Regions from separate parts of the Homo sapiens genome. Here region 1 is linked to region 2. A link is a contact called in ENCODE Hi-C or POLR2A ChIA-PET data. All regions are on one chromosome and are shown on one strand. The core of a region is the stretch at or near the end of the contact, and the rest is flanking DNA. Distances in the headings are between cores, read along the strand shown. Region 1 has its middle 74 kb from the start of GAP43. Region 2 has its middle 120 kb from the start of GAP43.

Region 1 (5,585 bases), core at 271-2,770, 51 kb before region 2:
ATCAAGGGTTCACTACCCCAGAGAAATCTACAACAACCTTTTCTAATCAATGTGACTAGTCTCACAATTGGCAGATTATTGTCAAATGTAATTTATTCATTTTTAAACTTAGACTATGCTTCTAATGGCTCTATTTTCTTTCTTCACATTTTTCTTGAGCTTTCCTGAGAAACAGATCTGTTTATATTTCCTGGACTTAACAGAGAAATGTGAAATGGTCTTTCTCATGTGTCTGGTGGTTGAACCCTCTTGTAGTTCTGAATATGTTTTTCAACTACTTTAAAAAAAATTAACTCTAAAATTGGACAAAGTTTTAAATTGACTCATGTTGATTTATATTTCTCCATGTTGAAGAAAATGCTACCTGCTAATAGACTAAGGAGGTTTGGGATAGCAAAAGGGAGGGAAGGCAAGTGAGCAGGATGGTGTGAGGAAATGGCAAGTAAAAGGATTAGGAGGGATGGATGCACAAGAAATTTAGAAAATACTTTGGAGGGAGAAATAACTGACTGTGAGCGTGTTTGTACAGAGAGATTGAATATTTTAAGACTAATCATTTATACCTCTGATTTTTAAATAACAGGTGTGCGTCATATATTTAGATGTCAAAAAACTATTGCTACAAGTGACAACAGAGCCAAAAGGATTGCAATAGCAGGACATCAATTCATCAGGACTGCAGAGGAGAGGAGGCATATGTTCTGACTACTCTCCATTGATTGGTCAGCTGCTGTTTCCATAGCAATCCATGCACAGCTCAGACATTTTTTTTTCCCTATCTGCATTACCTCCATTACATAGCAAACAACATCAAGATTAATAAACAGACATACTTGGTGAATGTAATCAGACACTGAAGCCACTGTTCTCATGGCTGATTTTCTAACTGTAGAAAGTTACAGTCTATATCACACTCCAATCACTGACGAAGCAGCAAAGAAATCATATATTTTGTCATATTGTTGGGAAAAATGACTTCTATCTAGATATTTTCTTGGACCACATCCATATGTTTAGGAAAATAATGGAGTGTGCTTTAAGCTGGAAAGAGTGAATCCACTAGGGTTTCTTCAAATTTCTTCATTTACATGTATATTTAGACTTGCATGTAGAATGAGCACATTTATTTAAGGTGTGGCTGGCATCTAAATAGTTCTTTCAGACTATTTAAAACTATTCCTCTGCATTGTGAATCTGAAAATGTAATAATTGCTCATCCTCAGAAACTTGAACCAGAAAGATATTTTTCGTCCAAGTAGCTTGATGCACTGTTCTCTTCTCTAAATGCAACCAAAAATTTCTGAGTCCTCATTGTAGTGGAATTTGTTGCTGTAGTGGAAGTGGCCATCTGCTTTCCATTTACTCTGCTTTTGAAAACAGTACTTGGTTTATCTTTGGGGAAATTATTCCATCCTTTACTCTGAGGTCATGTACTTTGAGGCAGCTAACTCCATTCCCAGCTCCAGGGGTGGGTAGCAGTTTAGCTCAGGAATGACATATCCGGGTCTAATGTTCCCCTAGCAATGGGGCCAAGAATGGGGTCAAGGCCAATCCAGGAGGCAGGACCAGAGTTAATAGTGGAACTTTTGCCTGAGCAACTGGAAAAGAGGCAAGAGTCATTTTGTGGACTTTGGTCTGAGGGAATGAATCTGGAGCAGCTAGAGAGAGAACCTGCCTGGGAATGAGGCCATAAAGAGGAGAGCAGAAACAGGAAATCAAGAGAAAGCTGTAAAATGGGAATCATAGTTGTATTTTCTTCATAGAATGTTGTGAAAGTTAAATGAGTTAGTTATATAAAGTATGTAACAGTCCCTGACATGTAGAAACTGTTCAAGAAATGTTCGCTATTATTGGTATTAACATTGTTTAAACCCTTGGGTCAAACCGTACCTAAAGTCAGGCCTTATCCTTGGGCATTTGAGTTATATGGACCAAAAACTTTCTCCTACCTCATCCCCTCAGTTTTAATTGGTTTTCTGTCTTTTGTAACTGAAAAAAAATTTTTTCTCTCTCTTTATATATATAATGTGTATACAATACTATATATTATATATATGTAAGAAAGGAACATACATTAATCTAAAATTTGTATTCCTTACTCAGCTATTCTACTTACAGGCATATATGTAAAATGTGGGTGACATTTATGCACAGAGACAGTCATTGTAGTGTGAAAATATAATAACAAAAAAGCTCAAACTCCTAATTTGTCAATAAAAAACAGGAAAGATGAAGTACTTTAAGGTCTATCTATAGAATCATGTTTGTGCTGTCATTAAAGTTACATCCAGTAACTATTTTTAATGTGTTGGCTTCTGATGTTGTGATGTTACGTTAAATGAAAAAAAAAAACAACAGAACACACAGCATGTATTTATAGTATGTGTGCATGATCTCAAATATATTAAATAATTATATTAAAAAGACTTTTCTCTGTGTCTTGGAACTATGCGTGAGTTGTTTTCATTTTATTTTTCAGCATTTTATAAATTATATATAATAAGCACTTAGTATTGTAAATATTATTTATCTATACATTTATAGATTTTACATAGTCCAAAAATAGATTTGCTGTTATTTTAGATCTATATTTAGAAAAGGGAATTTTGGCAAATGAAGAAATAAAAAGAACATTTTGAAGTGTTCTCTAATTTTATCATTTTTGAGATTTTATTGGAAGTTCAGGCTGAGAAGTTGTAGCTTACTCAACATCTCCGTATTTGGCAGACATTTAAGACTCAGAAGACATGGATGTGAATCATAATTTTTAACTCTATTATAGCTTTTTTTTTTCTGTACGCAGTAAAAAGTGGACACAGATCTAAATTTGCATCTGGTTTCCATAGTAACTGCTTTTTGGCTTTTAACATTAGGCATCACCTGTTTTTCTATGGACAAACCTCCAAATAACATCACAGGCTACAGAGAGGAAAAGGGATGCACACACTTGTCTAAAATAGCACTTCTCTGGTGTACTGTTTCTCACTAATAGCCACAAAGTATCATATACCTAAAATATCAAACACACTATCATATACCTTTTTAATATGTTTGTACATACAGCAACTGCATTTTATAAATTTAAAATATTAAATGTTTACTCTCATGCACTGTTATGCCAATACGAATCTCACAACCAAGCATAACAGAACATTACAGAGCTGCAGAACTATGCTGTGTATTTTACGTGATACTTGAAGATTCTGAAAATTACAACATAGTTAAAACTCACACAAGCTCTCTGGTTTTCTAGATTTGCACAAGAAAACACACACAGAGTCACACTTCTAAATATATCAAGTTATTTTAGAAATTGTGCAAACCCTTTTTCTCTGATTCATTTTTAGTCTTTCCTATTTGCAAGCAAACCAGCTGTTGGGGAAGACTTAAGGGTTTTCCTTAATTAAGATGATTTCTCATTGCTCTGATTTAAAGACCCTGAATTATAATAGGAGGAGTCTCCCTCCCTAAAAAGACTTTTTTTGCAAAGGGCAAAATAATTTTCAGAAACTGGCTTACTTAGGTTTTATCATCCCTTGGATATATGTGATTAAACTTTTAAGGTCAGTTAGAAAAAAACCTCACATGAATTATGAAAAAAAAAAAGATCAACTGCTCAAAATAGTTTATAGCATATATTATGAAAGAATGTGGCTCACAGTCTAAAACAATCAATTTAAACAGGATTATTTCAGCTGTAAATTGAGTATATGTATTATTTTTTATTTCTCTATTTGCTTCCCAACATCTAATTTTTCCTATCATCAGGTTGTTAACGCAGCCTCTTATCAATCCAGCATCTAAGTCAGGAATTCTGATCAGGTTCTGTCTGTCAGTCTTAACCTCTTAACTTCTGATGTTCATGTTGCTTTTGTAAATGCAGAATTCCCCTCCCCACTATGCCTTTTTCTCTTCTTTCCTCTCCATTGCGAAACAGTGGAAAAAGGATTTTTTGTTTTTTTTTTTAAGGCGAACAGGACTAGTTCAAGCCCCAGCTTCACACGTATGTTGGTCCATTTTCTGCTGCTTGTAATAGAGTACCTGAAACTGGGTAATTTATAAAGAAAAGGAATTTATTTCTTACAGTTATGGAGGCTGAGAAGTCCAAAGTCAAAGGGCTGCATCTTGTGAGGGCCCTCTTCATGGTGGGGACTCTGCAGATTCCCGAGTTAGCAAAGGACATCACATAGCAAGGCGGCTGATTGTGCTAGCTCAGATCTCTCTTCACCTTCTTATAAAGCCACTAATCTTATTCCCATGATAACCCATTAATCCATTAACTAATGAATGGATTAATCCATTCATGAGGGCAGAGCCTTCATGACCCAATCGCCTCTTAAAGGCCCACCTCTCAGTACTACCACATTGGAGATTAAATTTCAACATGAATTTTGAAGGGGACAAATATTCAAACCATAGCCATGTGACTTGTCTGAGCCTCATGTTTCTCTGAAGATAGAGGTAATAAGACCAATTTCACATAGTAAAGTGAGGATGAAATATAGCAAAGCATATATTACTAAGCATGATACTTAGGAGGCACTCACAAGTTTTATTTCCCTTATCCTTCTTCACTTCCAAGGTTTTCCAAGATCCTCAGTTGGAGGTTAAAGCAGTCAATTCCTGGTACCACTCAGAAACCCGCAATTTTCCCTTCCATACAGCTGCTACATGGCCTTTGTCCTTATCTCCACTTTCTTACTAACCACCGAGGTAGCGCAGCAGGGTGACCCCAAGGCTTCAGGGAAATGAAATGTATTTCTTTCTCATAAACAGTTATAACCTGCTGGTTCAAATCATGGTAAAGCAGAATGTAACTTCCAGATCCCTGAAAAGAAGCAATCAAAACAGGATTAAAGGAGACGGTATTTGCAAAGTGCTCAGCACAGTGCCCAGCATACAGTAAATGCTCAGTAAATGTTATCCCTTCCCATGGATTATTTTTGGAATGAATGGCTAAATAGGTCAGTAAGGGCACCACAAGATGTTTAGTTGAACAGCATTAAATGAATTAATAATAATGATGACCGTGAATATGAAACCAGTTTCTGGTTAGATAGGAATTTGCAGAGATGAAATTTCAGATGAAACATAAAAGGTAGGATATATCATTTCTCTCAAGACAAAGTGGTAGATTAAATTAAGGAGAGATAGAAACCACAATACTTTTACTTCATTCACAGCTGAAGTCAATATAGAATGACTCCCCAAAAATATTTCATCTTGGATTTTAGAAATATGATTCTGGAACATAATAATCTCTAATGTGAACAAGAGTGAGAGATGAAATTGTTCTGAACTTTTCAAGATAGCTTCAACACTCTGTCAACTTTACCATTAAAACAGAGAGAAAAAAGAGATTAAAAAGAAAAAGTTGTATTGCTGGTCTGAAAGCTGTAAAGATGAAAGTTACTCATTCCACCCCCAAATCCTCCCACTGTAGTCTGAAGGAATATTGGTGATAAGAAAAATATTATAGCTTGCTTAGAATGATAACATTTAGCTGGGCATTATGGCTCATGCCTGTAATCTCCCAGTACTTTGGGAGGCTGAGATAGGCAGATCTCTTGAGCTCAGGAGTTTGA
Region 2 (6,032 bases), core at 2,424-4,923:
ATCTTTATATTTATTAAATGGCCAGAGTTGCCACAGTAGAATTAGAAAAGTAAGGAAAGGCAGTAAGCCAGAGAATTATCATTTTTGAAGAAAGAATTTCTCATTTATTTTTAGGTAGAAGCAATAGAAAAAGCTAAACTGACAGCAAGTGATTGGCAGAAGGCACCTGGGGAAGCTGTCAGTCTTTTAGAGGTTACTCTTTCTCTGAACTGGAATTCTACATCCTAACTCATCATATGGGTAAATAAGAGGAGTGTGTATCTATATTAAGATTCAAATATGGAACAGGATCTTGAGGAAATTATTTACTCACGGGAGTCCCAGTTTTATTTGTTCCCCAGTCCCTAACTAACTTCCAGCTTCCCATGATTATACTCCAAACATACAGAGGTTCATTATTCATCTATTTATTTGTTTATTAACCTCATTTCAACATCCCAGCTTTGAATTGAGAGCCCAAAGCTGTTTAAATAGCCCCATTATGCTAGTAAAATCCTAGTGCTTTCAGGAACCACAGGGAAGGCTACATGCAATTGGACCTGGCACTTTAATTGAAATTACTTGCGTGCATCAATGAATAAAAGAACGCCATGGTGACTAAAAGCATTGCTCATCATGTTCCCTCAATTCTTTATACCTTTTCTCCAAAAAACTACTCTGTCGATTCTTTGACTATTTAAATGTCATTGTTATTCTAGCCACAAATGAGTTTTTGACATTCTGAATAAACAGTTGGCTTGCATGGTCCAAATGGGAGGAGGAATGTCAAGAAGATGCTCCTGAGAGTGACAGAGAGCATGGAAGGACATGGTACGTGAGACCATCTGAGTCAATTCTGTGAAAGGGTTGGAAGCAGCAGCTTTATCTCTACTGTAATGGATAAACTCCAGATCTCGGTGGCTTTATAGAAGGGCATAAAATCCAAATGGCTGCAGGGGAGGGACCCTCTTGTTTGGTAGACTGCCTTATGAGTAGTTCATATAAGGGGACTTAGACTCTATCTGTCTTGGGGCACTTTCCTTCTCCAGAGTCTCAGATTCCTCCCCATTCAGTCTATGGACAAGGAAAGAGACAGTAGGGGATCCTGATTCAGGCCTGGAAATGGCATCAATCACTTCTTCCCATATTCCGTTGGCCACAACTCACTGCACGACCCCACCTAACTGGAGGCAGGGGATGGCTGGGAAACATGATTTAGGTGAATGCTCAAAATAAACAGGATAGGAATGTAATGAACAGGACAGTTTTTGCAACCAGTTAGTCCTAAAATTAAGAATGCAATTAAAGCGTTCTTACCTTGGTTCTTCAGTGTTTACAAATTATTGCTGAACACCTTTTCCTCCATCTTTGTGGGTAAAGCTGCTGCCTGAGAAGATTCTACAGTGCTTACAGACCCCTGAGGGCCAGGTCTCCCTCCTACTCACTCACCCCTGTCCCCTGCCCCACATGGTAAAGGTACTGCTGATGACAGTAAAGTGTTTCCTTGAGTGGGTGAGGGGCAGGCAACCTTCTATAAAATGTTGCTTGGGCCTCTGAATTTATAATAGTACCACTGTCCACTTTTCCAGCTTCATCCACTTCTATGGTATTCCAGAGCTAATTTCTTTCTGTTTTCTTAGCCTACAGTGTAAGCTTATTTTGAATACCAGTGCCCATCCTCAGGATTTCCTGACACTCTATGAGCAAGACTGCATGTCCATTTGAGGATATAAAATAGGTTTAAAAATAGTCTTTCTGTCCCCACGTATAACTTTTAAGAGAATAAATATAGGGATATTCTTGTGTGAGATAAAATTGATGCTTATCCCCTGCCCCAAGCTTCCCCCTCATTTTTAATTACTTCCTTCCTCCCACTGTTTTCCAGACTATCTGAATTGTATCAGTCTCAGGCATATGGGAAAGTGGGTACCACCGGATGGCTATTGTCAGTCAGGAAATAGCTACCATTCAAACACTGTTTGCTAATGATGATATTTGATGTGATAAAGTGGATGTGAATATTAAATTTGAACCATCTAGGCACCATCTCAGATTTTAAAAGCAGGCATGAGAACTGACAGCTTTGAATAAACCTCTTTCTTTCTATTTTCTGTGATTCTGACATATTCACATTCCACTAAATAAGAGTGAACACCACTACCCACCCACTCACCAGGCGTTCACTTTATATATAGCTATAGATACTCAATGCAAAACAAAGAATAAATGGATTCACGTAACATAGCGTTTGTGGTGGGGTTTTGAGGAAAGCAGGGGCTTAAATTTCTGTATTTAATTTTTGGTCCTGGTCTTGGTTCTACAAAGTTATCTTAGTTAAGGCACTATACATGCTTGTATCTAGGCTACTTGTGCATTCATTCATTTACTCATGCATTCAATATTTATTGTTTATTTTGTGAATACCTAGGACTATGCTAACTTCTAGGGATACGAAGTGGAATGATCTTGTTTTTGCATAAGGAGCTTCATGGGTACTATTATAGAAGCATACAATAGTAATTGTAATGTCTGGGGAAGGAGGAGAGTGCTGAGTGTTTGCAGCCCTGAATGGTCTTTAAAGATGTGGTATTTTCCAGACAGCAGACTTTATCTTACATATCTTTGTACTGAGTGCTCATCCTGGTCTGGCTACATTGTTTGGGAAACTACAAATGTGATGAGACCTAAGGCTGCAGAGGTTGTTAGGTTTTCAATTTTAGAAGGCCTTATATATTGTGTATGGATTTTGGCCTTCATATCTGAAGATTTTGTGAGTAGAGAATCATAGGATGGGTTTCTCAGAACTCCTTTCATACTCACTGTCATGGCGGGGAACACAAAAGAATTACATAGATTCAGAGGTTATGTCAGTATTTGGCAACTCTTTCATTTGTTCACTCTTGGGTCCTTAATTTATAAAATGAGACATTTCACATAGTCAGGGTTATTCATGTCTATTTGTGTTCTCTGTCTGAACACATTCCACATTTTAATCATGGTGAGAGAAAACATTACGCTTGGCTGAAAGTTCTATTATTCATTTCTTTTCACTCCTTGGGTATTGTGAAGTCTCTGAAATCAAAGCTATTGGCACTTAATTTGAGACATCTGGGAAGTATAACCCCCTAGAAAAGAGATGGGATGTCATGGCATGTGCCTTGGATTCTCTGCAGACATCAAAACGTAGAACATGAAAAGGGAAGACGTGGAAGGCCTTCATTTTGCATGCTTCCAAGGGCAGGGGCTTAGCATTCTAAACACGTTGCACTTGGTCCAACCACAGTGGGACTCCCTGCTTGCTTTCAAGTTCTGGTTATAACCTACTGACTTCAACCACTGACCACCAACCACTCTCATCTCAAGAAATTCTGGCTCAATAGTCACCTAATTCTGGCCTAGGTAAGTTAGTCTTTAGGATGCATTTGTTTTCCACACAATGTCTGGAATACAGTGATTTGTTGTCACCCACTAAGAATGCCCACTGCCTTTTCCTTGCCCTGCTACCTCTACTCAGAGGCCCCAGTAGTCCTGGAAAAAATTAAAGCTTACAAGACAGCCTAGCATGGATCTCTTTTCCTTGCTGTCTGGGAAAGGTCCATGATCTGCTCTCAAACCCCCAAGTCCTCCAGTGATATTGGGCCTGGAGGACCTTCCTTGTCACCCTCCCACTATAGGTGTTCTGAACCACGCCAGTGAGAACTGGCTGGGTTGGTTTCCTCTCAGAGGATATCAGAATCCACTGACCTCAGCAGCTATCTAACAGCCTGTAGCCAAGTACACCAGCAGCTGACTCCAAGAGAGCCTATGTTATCTGTGCTCAAGGCCTTTTCAGCTCTTGTTGTACTTTTCTTTCACACCACTTCCTGTGGATAGGTGGGCAGAAGGAAATATTTTGCAGGAAATAGCCACATTTTATTCTTTTCCCTTTCCTTGAGCAGTCTTTAACAATTTGGGGGACTGTTTAGTTTTTAAGAGTTCATTTAGAATGGAAAGTTCACTGAGAAACCCCAGCCCACGTTAATCCCAGGTAGAATAATTAACAATTCCTATGTTTAAAGCTCCTTGCACTAGTATTCTCTGAGCCAGTTCTCCAGTGCAGAGTATATGCAGGTCAGCTCTTACTAACCTCACAGACATTCTGGAGGGTGGCTTATCCAGCTTTTCAGTTCTCTTCTTGTCCAAAGATTTGCTCAACAATGCTTAGGCATTAAGACCAAAGACCAGAATGTTAATTCAGTTTGGGAAAGTTGATGACCTCAACCCCTGAGAGTGGGAGGCTGACGGCTCTGAGAGATGTCATTTGCCTTCAGCATTTCTTAAGCTCATGAATCTGGTATTTTTGAAGCATTATAATGCAATTCCCTAGTTAAGGTTTACATGCTCCCTCACTAGCACCAGAAAAGCACTCCCCCTCACCAAATCTTAACTTGCTACTTGCAATAGGGTCCTTCTCCCTAACTATATTTACTATGTCATCCAAGGGCTAGAGCTCTCCCTTCAAAAATGAGGTCATCCTTTTTTAAGATGGATGAAGAGGGATGGATTTGTGGATTATGTTTCATGGCCCTCTTAGGAAAATCAATTAGGGTCAACAGACTGGGTTACCTTATAAAAATTACATCAAAATCACTATCCCGCTCATATGTTAGCCACCACAAGAAACATATTTCTTGCATGATTCTAATTCCAACCTTATGATGCCTGCTATCTTCTAGTCTTAATTATAAATTGAAGATTTCCCTGACATCCAAAGCACCTAGGAAGAGTTTCTTTCTGTCCTCCTAAACCATTCTGTTGACAATAGAGTCTTATATAGTATTAAGAGTGGTGTTGGAAAAAATACTTTGTTCTAGTCTATCTGTGCTAGTATGCCTGTGATGTAACTTAAGCCTCAGCCAGACTGACATGTTAATATTATCATGAATGGTGGCTACATACAATAACAGTATCCGTCCCCTACTGGCCCAGCTCAGTCTCTTCACAGCTATTCCCAAGCCAAAACTCCTTGCAAATTCCTTGATTGGTATCCAGGGGCTGTTATTGGAGTATGGCTGTCCCGGATGACTCTGCAAAGAAAAGTTCTGGGTGCAGATGAAGAGACAGGTCCACTCTTTTAAGGACCAGATAATTGAAGTACTCAAGTCCTAAGTGAAGGCAACCTGAAAGTGCCTCCCATAAGAAGACAGTCTTTTACTGGAAAGAATTCTAATTCAACAAGTTTCCTAGGGGTTTCCACAGTGCCTTTCACAGCAACTCAGCCACTTCAAGGCTCTTCTATCCCTTTTTATCAATGTTTATGTATGTTCTCAACAAATAATGATTGAACACCCAGTATATGGAAGACATCATTCTAGGCCAGTGGTTCTCAAACATTAACTTGCACCAGAATTGCCTGGGGGGCTTCTTAAAACACAAATTGCCAGAATCTTGTTGCCAGAATCTCTAATTCAGTAGATGGGGGTAAGAACCAATAATTTGAGTTCCTGACAAGTTCCCAGGTGATAAACATGCTGGTCTAGAACACATCTTGAGAACCATTGTTCTAGCTACTACAAAGAAAGGAAAAAGATATAGACAAATTTCTATTCTCCTGAAAATGACATTCTTTTGTATTCTGTCACAATAGCTACTTTGGTGGATTAAAACTATAAACAGTCCAAACCATTAGAATGAAGAAAGCTGGCTTTCTTTCCTTCAGTGCAGGATGGACTGTATCTTAAAAAAAAAAAAAAATTGCTTGGCCTCCGTTCCTTAGGAGATGAAATGGTTTCATTCTTTCCTACAGAATGGGTCAAATCACTTTTTATAGTGGTATAAAGCAAAAGAGAAAACAAGTTTAATTCTTCATTTTTAAAACAGATAAACATTTCATTTCACATGAGTTTTGCAAAGAATTCTATTGTGAAGAGTGGATTGGAAAAAAAAGATGAAAGGTGTGAAAATTTAGGATTATTATAGCAAGCTTGATGAATAAAAGATCAAATTCTGAGATAATACAATAATAATGTAGATTGGTAATGGGAAAATCCTGGCATGGCTACTGAGAAATAAGG

What was found. A loop is a pair of places that touch in the nucleus more often than their neighbours do. ChIA-PET counts read pairs that join two places held with the same protein, here RNA polymerase II (POLR2A).
Region 1: a map of endothelial cell of umbilical vein shows a loop between it and region 2 (4-fold over the local background). The contact joins two enhancer-like sites. A Hi-C loop is called at or near these places in 3 of 168 maps with a recorded cell type or tissue (PC-3, endothelial cell of umbilical vein and sciatic nerve). POLR2A ChIA-PET finds 5 or more read pairs at or near these places in 2 of 52 experiments (H1 and activated T-cell).

The regions. Positions count from the first base shown.
Region 1 is chr3:115,546,451-115,552,035 of GRCh38, reverse strand. No RefSeq gene overlaps it. Among named protein-coding and RNA genes, the nearest start is that of GAP43, 74 kb to the left of the region's middle. Within about 2 kb of position 1,520, at least 4 of the 41 ENCODE cell types and tissues checked have a DNase peak (open chromatin) inside an H3K27ac peak, as active enhancers do.
Region 2 is chr3:115,496,800-115,502,831 of GRCh38, reverse strand. No RefSeq gene overlaps it. Among named protein-coding and RNA genes, the nearest start is that of GAP43, 120 kb to the left of the region's middle. Within about 2 kb of position 3,673, at least 3 of the 41 ENCODE cell types and tissues checked have a DNase peak (open chromatin) inside an H3K27ac peak, as active enhancers do.